Linked DNA regions of Mus musculus: region 2 is linked to region 1. A link is a contact called in ENCODE POLR2A ChIA-PET data. All regions are on one chromosome and are shown on one strand. The core of a region is the stretch at or near the end of the contact, and the rest is flanking DNA. Distances in the headings are between cores, read along the strand shown.

Region 1 (4,509 bases), core at 542-3,041:
GGGGTTCCCGAACGCGTGCAGGAACCCACTCCGCTCTGCACACTGCCTCTGAGCTCCTTACCTTGGTCGGTGATGGAGCGGATGCCCAGAATGTCCGTGACGGAGTGAGAGGAGGGCCAGGTGCGCGGCAAGGCCACCGATCCGGGGATGGCCGGCACCCCAGGTGGTGTAGGCACCTTAGCTGCTGCCGCCGTGATGGGACTGGGATATGAGTAAATGTGGTTGTAGGGCAGCGCGGGCTGCGGCGCGGGCTGGTGCTGCTTGTATGAGTCGTAATGACCCTGCTGGGCCAAGTTGCCGATCTTGTTGCGCAGAATACGGCTGATGGAACTCACCGAGGGCACGTTGTACTTGTCGCACACGCCATCCGCCAGCAGGCGGTCCCGGATCTCCCAAGCGAAGATGCCTGGGTCCCTCTGCTTGTAAGTCCGGATGTGTTTCACCACAGTAGGGGTGGTGACCCGGGGCTTGCTCCCCCCAATAGCTCCCGGCAAAATCGAACCGGTCTCGTTGTAGCGCGCCAGGATCTTGCTGACGCAGCCGTGCGAGACCCGTAGCTGGCGGCTGATGTCACAAGGTCGGATGCCCAGTTGGGCTAATTCCACGATGCGAAGCCGAATGGCGTTGGGCAGCGGCCTTCCGTTCACGAACACTCCTCCCAGCTGGTTCACCTCCCCGAAGGCTGGCTCTGCAAAAGGAGCACAGAGCGCGCCACAACGCGCACCAACTGCTTGGGACAGCCGCCTGCCACTCGGCCTCCAAGAGCGTCCAGGGGCAGGGTTATGACACCCTTCTATAAGGACTGGGGTTGCCCCGAAACCAGACTGTTCCGGCCTGAGCCAAACGTCTCAAAACAAGCTGCGGCCAGACCTCGCTCCTACTTTGCGATTCCCAACAACAAACAAGAAGAGAGACCCAGGGCAACTCCGGACACTTAAAACTCTCCGAAGCAGGCGGGGAAATCGGTTCTGAGGCTCCAGCGCGCCCCTCTTTGCCTGCCTGGTACCAAAACACTCGGCCCTTGCTCCCTTCCACCGCCTTACCCCTCCCTTCTGCGGGGTTAGACGCAGTCCAGAGAAAGCTGGGGGGGGGGTGTTTTTGTTCTGTTTTGCTTGCAAGTGTAAACACGTGTGCAACAAAACTTGGATTGACACTGGAGCTGCGAGATTCGCCAATGCCACGGCCCTCTTCCCTTAAATCGCAAAATGGCATCAATTGTCACCCAGTGGCTCTCACAGAACCCTTTCCGCCACTGACCCTTGGAGGGTGCTTACAGCTCGACGGACGCAGTCTGAGTCAATACAGCGCGGTGGCGCGCCTCAGCTCCCTCCCTCTAGCCCTCGCCTGCTCGCTCCCTCCCTCCTCGGATCTGACAACGTCCCCCATCAGCCACTCACCCATTGCTCTGAGCAGTACACCAACCCGGCCCCAGTTCCGCACTCCCAGAAAGAAACTTTTTTCTTGTTCTCACTGAGCCGGCCTGTCGCTGCTCCAAGCCGAGGGTGCCTTGGCTTCTTCCCGGGAGGAGGCGACAAGAGTGCCAAAGGAAAGAGTAAAAGGAAGTCTGTGCCGGGCTGAAAGAGGCTTGAGTTCTGCATTTCAATCTAAGCAGCAACGTGGGCTGGGCTGAGCAGGGCCGGGCGGCTCAGTCTATCACTCACTTGTGACACACCCCAAAAGAGGTGGGCCCGCGAGCAATCTGCGTTGTAATTGGTGCAGGCCGGTGAGTGACAGCTCAGTCCGGGAAACTCCTTCCGCCGTCTGTTTCTGGCTGGCTCCGCACCTGGGTGACTAAATACAATGAATAAGAGTGTTTGACGTCTTCCCAGGGGCGCCGCAAACAGAGTGCAAAATCAAGCTGATAAAAATGCTGAATAAGCGAACAGAAGCTTTGGTCTCGGTTTGAATAACTTTAAGTGGGTAGAGACCGAGGACACCTTTTGGGGAAGAGATGAATTTGTCAAATTAAAGTTGGAGGTTAGAGCTCTCAGAGAACAAGTGGCACGACCCTTAAGGGATGACTGAGAACTACCTGTCATGCTGACCTTTGGGGACTGTCAGAATCTTGTCCACAAATTCTATCTCCTTCCAGTTCACTCAGGATGGGGAGAAGTCGAGTGGAGGAGGCGCTTGAGGTGTAAGGACAAGAGACTCCTTCCCGTACCCCGCCCGAAGTGGTTAGTCCAGCAGTGAGGGGCTAAACCTCAGTCAAGCAGGATCCTAGCAGAGGCCAGGTGCAGTGAGGAAAAAAAAATTAAAAAACCAGACTAAAGAGGAGCACAGGACGTCCACGGGGAAGGAGGGTTGATCCCCGGAGCGCTGGTGGCAGTGGCCACGTCCATCCCATCCCACCCCCTTGCATCACTCACCCAGGGTCCTGGTTTCCGTGTGTAAGAATTTGCCAGGGTTCTCAACACCATAGAGCCACCTTGAAAGGTTTGATTTTAAATATGAAAGTCAGCCCCAAGGAGGTACCCGCTGACACTGCCTCTGAGCATCTGTATGTAATTCCCCGCGACTTCAGCTTAGCTACCACAGATGCTGTGTGGTTCTGCCTACCTGGGGATTTTTCACTTTCATTCACCCAAATCCGAAACGGATAGAAGAGTTTGGGACAGAGAAATGCATTTCTTTATGGAGACAAGGTTGTGACGTATGTGGACGAAATAAGGAAGAGAAGCATTGTGAATGGATTCGGGTATTTGTGTGACACCGGAAAGTGGATGATATTACTTCGTCTCCATCACAACAGCCCTCTCTTTAACACATATCCAGGATGTAGGTGATGCGCGCACTCTCCCGAAGGTTCTGCACACAAAGAAATCAGAGGAATCCCGATGTTCACCAGTAAATGACAAGAGCCCAGGACGTCTAGTAATCAGTCTTGGAGCTGACCATTGATCTCCAGGCATCTGCTTCTGTGGTGGGTGTGCACCCTGAATTCAAGTTACAATCAAGTTAAGGATTGAAAGATTACTTCAAATGTCTTTTATTGCAGTCAGGTATTTCCACAATGAGGCTTCACAAATAGAAATACTTGAACATAGCCCCCCCCCCCCTTTATTTGTTGGTTTCAGATGTTCAAAGTCATTTCAAGGCTCGACTTTGTGGTTTCATCCTTGTCTCCGCTCAATACTTGTATTGCGTAGTCAGGTGCTTTATAACAAGGAAAGCCAAGATTTCAGAAGCACCCCCAGCCCCATGCTATAGTATAAATTACTTGCAACTCAGAGACTGAGTGGAGATCAGAACTTCGCCTGAGACTTGCTCACAGAAGATACTGTGCTCTGCTCCGTGATGAGGAACCTTCATCCTCACGGGCAAGAAGTGTTCTCTGAGTGTGCTCTTTGCTCTACTTCCGTGCACCCACTGAGTATTTCACACCCTTCTGAACTGGTGTACAGAGATAGTGCCCCAGCCCGTGTGGACTAGCAAGATGTGGTGTCCTAATGAGAATCTAGCTACATCAACCCGGAGTGATCAAGAGACCTGTGTGTCTAGTTTGGGGTTTAGTACATAACATCTACTGCCGCCCCCTTTAGCTGTCGCACACCTCCCTTGCTCTTGCACAGGTCTACTGTTGGTCATCTATCGGTTTTTTTTTTTTCTTTCTATCTGTTGGACCTGGCTGTTGGTGATCTCCCTGGGCATGCGCGGACAGCATTTTACTGGGTCTCCTCAGTGTCCCTCAGGCTCTCCTACCAGAATATTCTTGGAGGCCCAGAATAAATCAACCTTGGGCACTTTGGGCCACTTTCAGCGCCCATGACCACCCGGTGCTTAGAGACCTTATAAACCGAAGATGCTGGAATAGAGGAGAGCCATGTCATCTCCAAGAAGGGGCCTGTGAGGAAACTCCCCTTCCCAAGCAAGGGCACACAGTGCCCTAGGGATCAAGTAGCCACAGATCCCAGGAGTCTTAGCAAAAACCAGGAGGGCGGAGATGTGTGAGGTGAGAGACAAGAAATGAAGGAGTGGGTAGAAGAGGGTAGGAGATGGAGAAGAGAGCCCTCCAGTGAGCCCTAGTGGACATAGAGATGCAGGACTTCAAGAAAGAGCAAGGGTCACTGAGGTCCAGGGCCCCTGGTTACTGAGATCTGGATCCAAGAGGTCATGGGGGAATCAGGAGAATTTTTACTGAAAGGAAAAATCTAAGACCAAAACCAAAACACAACCAGAAAGGCCTGCAGCTGGCTCGGGCCAGAAGGAAACCAAAAGCCTTTCTCTAAACTCCAAGGCCTCCTCTGGGGCGACCCCTTCTCTGGGTAAATATTTACTCAGTAGGAGACTGGAAGCTAGAGGACCAGAGGGTGTGAAGGAGGAGGTTACACCAGGATTCTACACACTTGGCACCGGGCAGCCCACTGTGGAAGCCAAGCCCAGAAATGCAGGGGCAGCTAGGCCCGCACAGTGCTGCGGAGTTTTATCTCCAGGGCTTCTCCTCCTCTGTTGAACTCAACCCTGCCTCCAACGACCCAGGCTCGATGCTTGTAAAGTCTTCATAAATCT
Region 2 (4,509 bases), core at 1,046-3,545, 530 kb before region 1:
TCTTCAAAATCCTCAAGATAAAATACAAAGAAGCCCTGTGGGGTGGTGCCCTCATTTAATCCCAGCACTTGGGAGGCAGAGGCAGGATAATTTCCCTGAGTTCAAGTTCAGCTTGGTCTACATAGCAACTTCTCAAACAGCCAGACTCAAAAGAGAATGTCTTAAGAAAAAGACGGAGACAGATGTTGGTATGTTTAAAGAAGAAACAAGAAGAATATTCAAGATTATAAACTACAGTAAACTGAACCCTGTTATAGTCTAGTTATTTCTAAACTGTACACATATTACACATAATGAAAGCAATCTCAATGTACATACACAAATCTAATGCAGTACTTTAAATTTATACTATATCACATACCTATATATATATTAAAATTAAATTTCAAGACATAATTATACTTCATGAAAATGCAATAAATTGTACACAGGACTTAAGCATGGTTTTGTATGTTTATTAAGCTTTCAAACTTATCACACAAAGATTTTTATTTTATACTGTCTTTGAAGAATAATGTACATGTCCTATTCATATTTGTTTTGCCATTATTACTTTTATCTAGTGAAATAATTCATATTATCTCACTTTTACAAACTTTGCCTCCATTAAATAAATATATTGCTTGGGCTGTAGAGATGGCTCAGTGGTTAAACGCACTGACTCTTCCAGAAGTCCTGAGTTCAATTCCTAACAACTACATGGTAGCTCACAACCATTTGTAATAGGATCTGATGCCCTCTTATGGTGTGTCTAAAGAGAGCAACAGTTTATTCACATACATAAATCTTTAAAGTATATACATATATATATTGCTATATTATTTTCATAGGATTGGATCTAGGTTGGTTTCTTTCAATTTGACAAGACTACCATGACCAAAAACAAACATAGTGGAGGGTCAGCATCCATCGCCATCCAGGGCAACAAGGCAAAGAGCTCAAGGCTGGAACCTGGAAACAGGAACTGAAGCAGAGACCAGGGAGTAACCTTGCTTACTGGCTTGCTCTCCATAGCATGCTTGGTTTGCTTCCTTAACAACTGCGGTCCAACCTGCCTGGGGCTGAAAAAACCCAGTGATCTGGGCCCTCTCATATCAATCATTAATCAAGAAAATGTTCCCAATCTGATGGAGGCAATTCCTCCTTTAACTACCCTCCTCTCAAGTCACTCTAGTTTGAGGCACATTGAGGTACGGGATGATAGCCTATGTAATGATTATGTAACTAACTGTCCTTTGATGTGAGGTTCATTCCAGATGGCAATACGAAACTTTGCAAAGTGAGGTAACTCGTGAGACAGGTTAAAACTGTCCTTCTTTAGCTGTCTACCACCATCGGGAATTAACGGACATCAAAACGCTCAAGGAGCCCTTCCAAAGGCCTATTCTCTTAGAAACCTAGTCTATTCTTCTATCTTGTAGTGTCCAACTTCAAGTACTTCACCAATACCACTGGGTGGTGTCATCCTCCAGTTAGAAAAGCCAGCTCTTGGCCGGGCGATGGTGGCGCACACCTTTAATCCCAGCACTCGGGAGGCAGAGGCAGGCGGATTTCTGAGTTCGAGGCCAGCCTGGTCTACAAAGTGAGCTCCAGGACAGCCAGGGCTATACAAAGAAACCCTGTCTCGAAAAAAAAACCAAAAAGAAAAAGAAAAAAAAGAAAAGCCAAATCTTGAATGTAGTGAAGGCAGAGTTTGCAGCTGCATCTTACTAATGTAGGCGCCGGGCATACTGAACTACACTGGGGTTTTTGCTCGCACTTTGAAGGGTGAGAACTGTGAATCGCTCAAGTGTCCCGCAAAAGCACAGAGTGGATCCGCGGTCCCGCCAGGACTGAAACCCTAACTCGTCAAAGCTTAGAGGAAAAACAGCCCACACTTCCGAGTCATTGTTCGTCCCTTCTTAACTTTTGAAAGACTATGACGCCATGAGGCCGAAACCTGGAGAAGGAGCGGTGTTGTCACCTGAGGACGCCGCGACGCGGGCCACGCAGCGCTCCTGCACCTCCAGGGGCCGCGGCCGGAAGTCCCGGGCGGGCTGCAGGCCACCCTGAGGTTCTCCCCCCTCCCCCAGCCGCTCCCGGTCCACGCCGTTACCTGAGGAGCCGCGGGATCCTTAAGCGCCCACTCCGCTCGCGTAGTTGCCCGGTCCTGTGGCGCCGCCACCGAGGCAGCCAATCGTCGCGCGAAACGCTGCGCGTGCCCCTGAGTAACCAAAAAGAGCAGAGCGGGCGAGAGGAAGCGCGCGAGAGCACGCGGGGACGAGGCTGCGCGCAGCGAGCATGCGCGAGTCCGCTGGCTGCCGCGGGGCGGGGCGGGACGGGGCGGGGCTTCCGGCGAGCTGGAGGGCTCAAGGATGGTTCCGGGCTGCTGGAAAGGAAGGCGACCTCGAGGTCGCGTTCTGTGGGAGGAGCTGACAACCAGTGCGCGCTAACTGGGGAAATGTGTGGTTCTCGGGCTCATCCCATGGAGTATCTTCACTGGGCAGTGGTTTCCTTCTGTGCGCAGTGCTTTGCGGGGACAGAAGGAAAGGTCCTGCGAAGTGAGCCAGAGTGAGACTTAGACATCGGCCAATGGTTTCAGAAAAGCTTTAAGGCTGGTGACATTTTGACTTCAGGACTAGAAAGGGTGTACTCAGAATGTTCAATCGCAGAACTTAAAAGAAAGGGCTGAACGCCAGGGATATTTTTAAAGCGAAGTATAGGAGTAATGTGGAATTCTATTAGATGATATAGCTGATAATATTCGAATATTTTTCTCCTTTTAAAGAAAGAGAAGTAGTGTCCCTATGCTGCCCTATCTAATCTAGAACTCCTGCACCCCACCCTAGCCACTGATGCTCTGGTAATTTAGTGTTGAGCTATTGAAGTCACTCTAACTTATCTATTTATTGAGGGCATACTACATGCCAAGTAGTCTTCTGGATGCTGGGGTAACAGTAATAATAGTAATTTTTTACACCCACAGCAGAAAATTATATTTATTTTCTGAATTAATAGACAAAGTTCGTGAAAGACTTTATTTTGGCTTATAGCAATACGAGATCCGTGTCCACCATGCTAATAAAGGCAGGATGGCAAAGTGGCTAGCCATCCAGTCAAAAAACAAGAGAATAGAAAATGGAGCTGGGCTCTATAACCAAAAAGCAGTGACCCATTTCCTCTAGCAAAGGTTCACCTTTCAGAAGTGCCACATACTCCACAAAGTAGGTGACAGGAGGAATGAAGCATGGAAAAAAAGGATGAGATGACCAGATGGAAATTATTTGGAATAAATAGAGCATAATACTAAAAAGAAAAAGTTTCATTATTTATGTAACTAATGACTAGTACTAGTGACTTGTGACAGATTCAGGCTTTAAATGCATTTTTAAATTTTATTTATTACTTTACATTAGTCGGAGTTGAATCATATTTTTATGTAAACAAACCACCACTAAAAAAATATGATTATGGTGGTACACATCTGTAATTCTGAACCTTTGAAGAGTGAACGTGAATTCCAGGACAGCCTGGGATACATAGCAAAAGTTTCCAAAAAAGAGGCCACACTAACTTCTAAACAATGAGCCCTAGCAGGGCAGTGGTGGCACACACCTTTAATCCAGCACTTGGGAGGCAGAGGCAGGCGGATTTCTGGGCTCAAGGCCAGCCTGGTCTACAAAGTGAGTTCCAGGACAGCCAGGGCTACAGAGAAACTGTCTCAAAAAAACAAAAAAGAAAAAAATGAGCCCCCATAAAATGAAAAATTGTGTACTTTCAGTATACAGTAGTGTTCCAGAGATTAAGATAGCAAGGGAAGATCAAGTAAGAAAAACACTGAAATTCAGCACAGCAGACATAAAATCTTGAAGCTCCATATTCAACAGCTGGAATTCTTTGGACTCCAATAAGCTTGCACAACCCTGTGGGCACTAGCTCTCTTGCCTATAAGTCATGTAGCCTTCCATCCACACCTGCACCTCAGTGGATGTCCCACAGTTGTAGTATCTCCAACATCACCTCCCAAGCGTCATACAAGAGCCTCTCTGGACCTCTTCAGGTGTGAAGGGATTTGTGCAGGCCTGTGCTATAACGTTCCAGAAAGCTGAGGAGACCAGCATCTTTCATGTGGCATCTTTCATGCCTGATAATCAGTGCCACTCAGACAAAGCTGCCAAGTTCTTGGCCATTTTGGAATAGAGGTGCAGTGGCCACTGTGTACTTTTAAGGCTGATCTGAGAAAACATTGTAATGGGTGCTTGTTTTATGCAGAGAGTGGTATTCTCAGTTCACCCTCTCTCCATTCAGATGAATTTGCAAATTCTCAAGTTGGAGCCTTTGATGGTTGGGTCTTACCCACAGGACACCTTTGCTATTGTCCCAGTGCAGAGTAGATTTCTATTTAGTGCCACAGATCTCTTTAATGATCACAGCTGTTTTGTCAGCAGCCATTTCTTGTCTGCAGCTTTAAACTTGCTCACAAAATGGCACATTTTTCATATCTTTATGTTCTGCTTCCTGCTCTTTCTC

What was found. ChIA-PET counts read pairs that join two places held with the same protein, here RNA polymerase II (POLR2A).
Region 2: POLR2A ChIA-PET joins it to region 1 with 11 read pairs in Patski. The contact joins the promoter of Prps1l3 here to the promoter of Pax9 in region 1. POLR2A ChIA-PET finds 5 or more read pairs at or near these places in 2 of 5 experiments (Patski and embryonic stem cell).

What each region holds. Positions count from the first base shown.
Region 1 is chr12:56,692,753-56,697,261 of GRCm38, reverse strand. Pax9 (paired box 9) reads right to left here and starts at 1,791. Exons shown (of 4, transcript NM_011041.3): 1 at 1,398-1,791; 2 at 62-688. The coding sequence starts at 1,401. It overlaps Gm15524 (a long non-coding RNA gene), which reads left to right and starts at 2,495. Exons shown (of 3, transcript XR_003950120.1): 1 at 2,495-4,509.
Region 2 is chr12:57,228,198-57,232,706 of GRCm38, reverse strand. Prps1l3 (phosphoribosyl pyrophosphate synthetase 1-like 3) reads right to left here and starts at 2,295. Exons shown (of 2, transcript NM_001037746.3): 1 at 2,096-2,295. It overlaps Mipol1 (mirror-image polydactyly 1), which reads right to left and starts at 2,282. Exons shown (of 10, transcript NM_001164370.1): 1 at 2,096-2,282.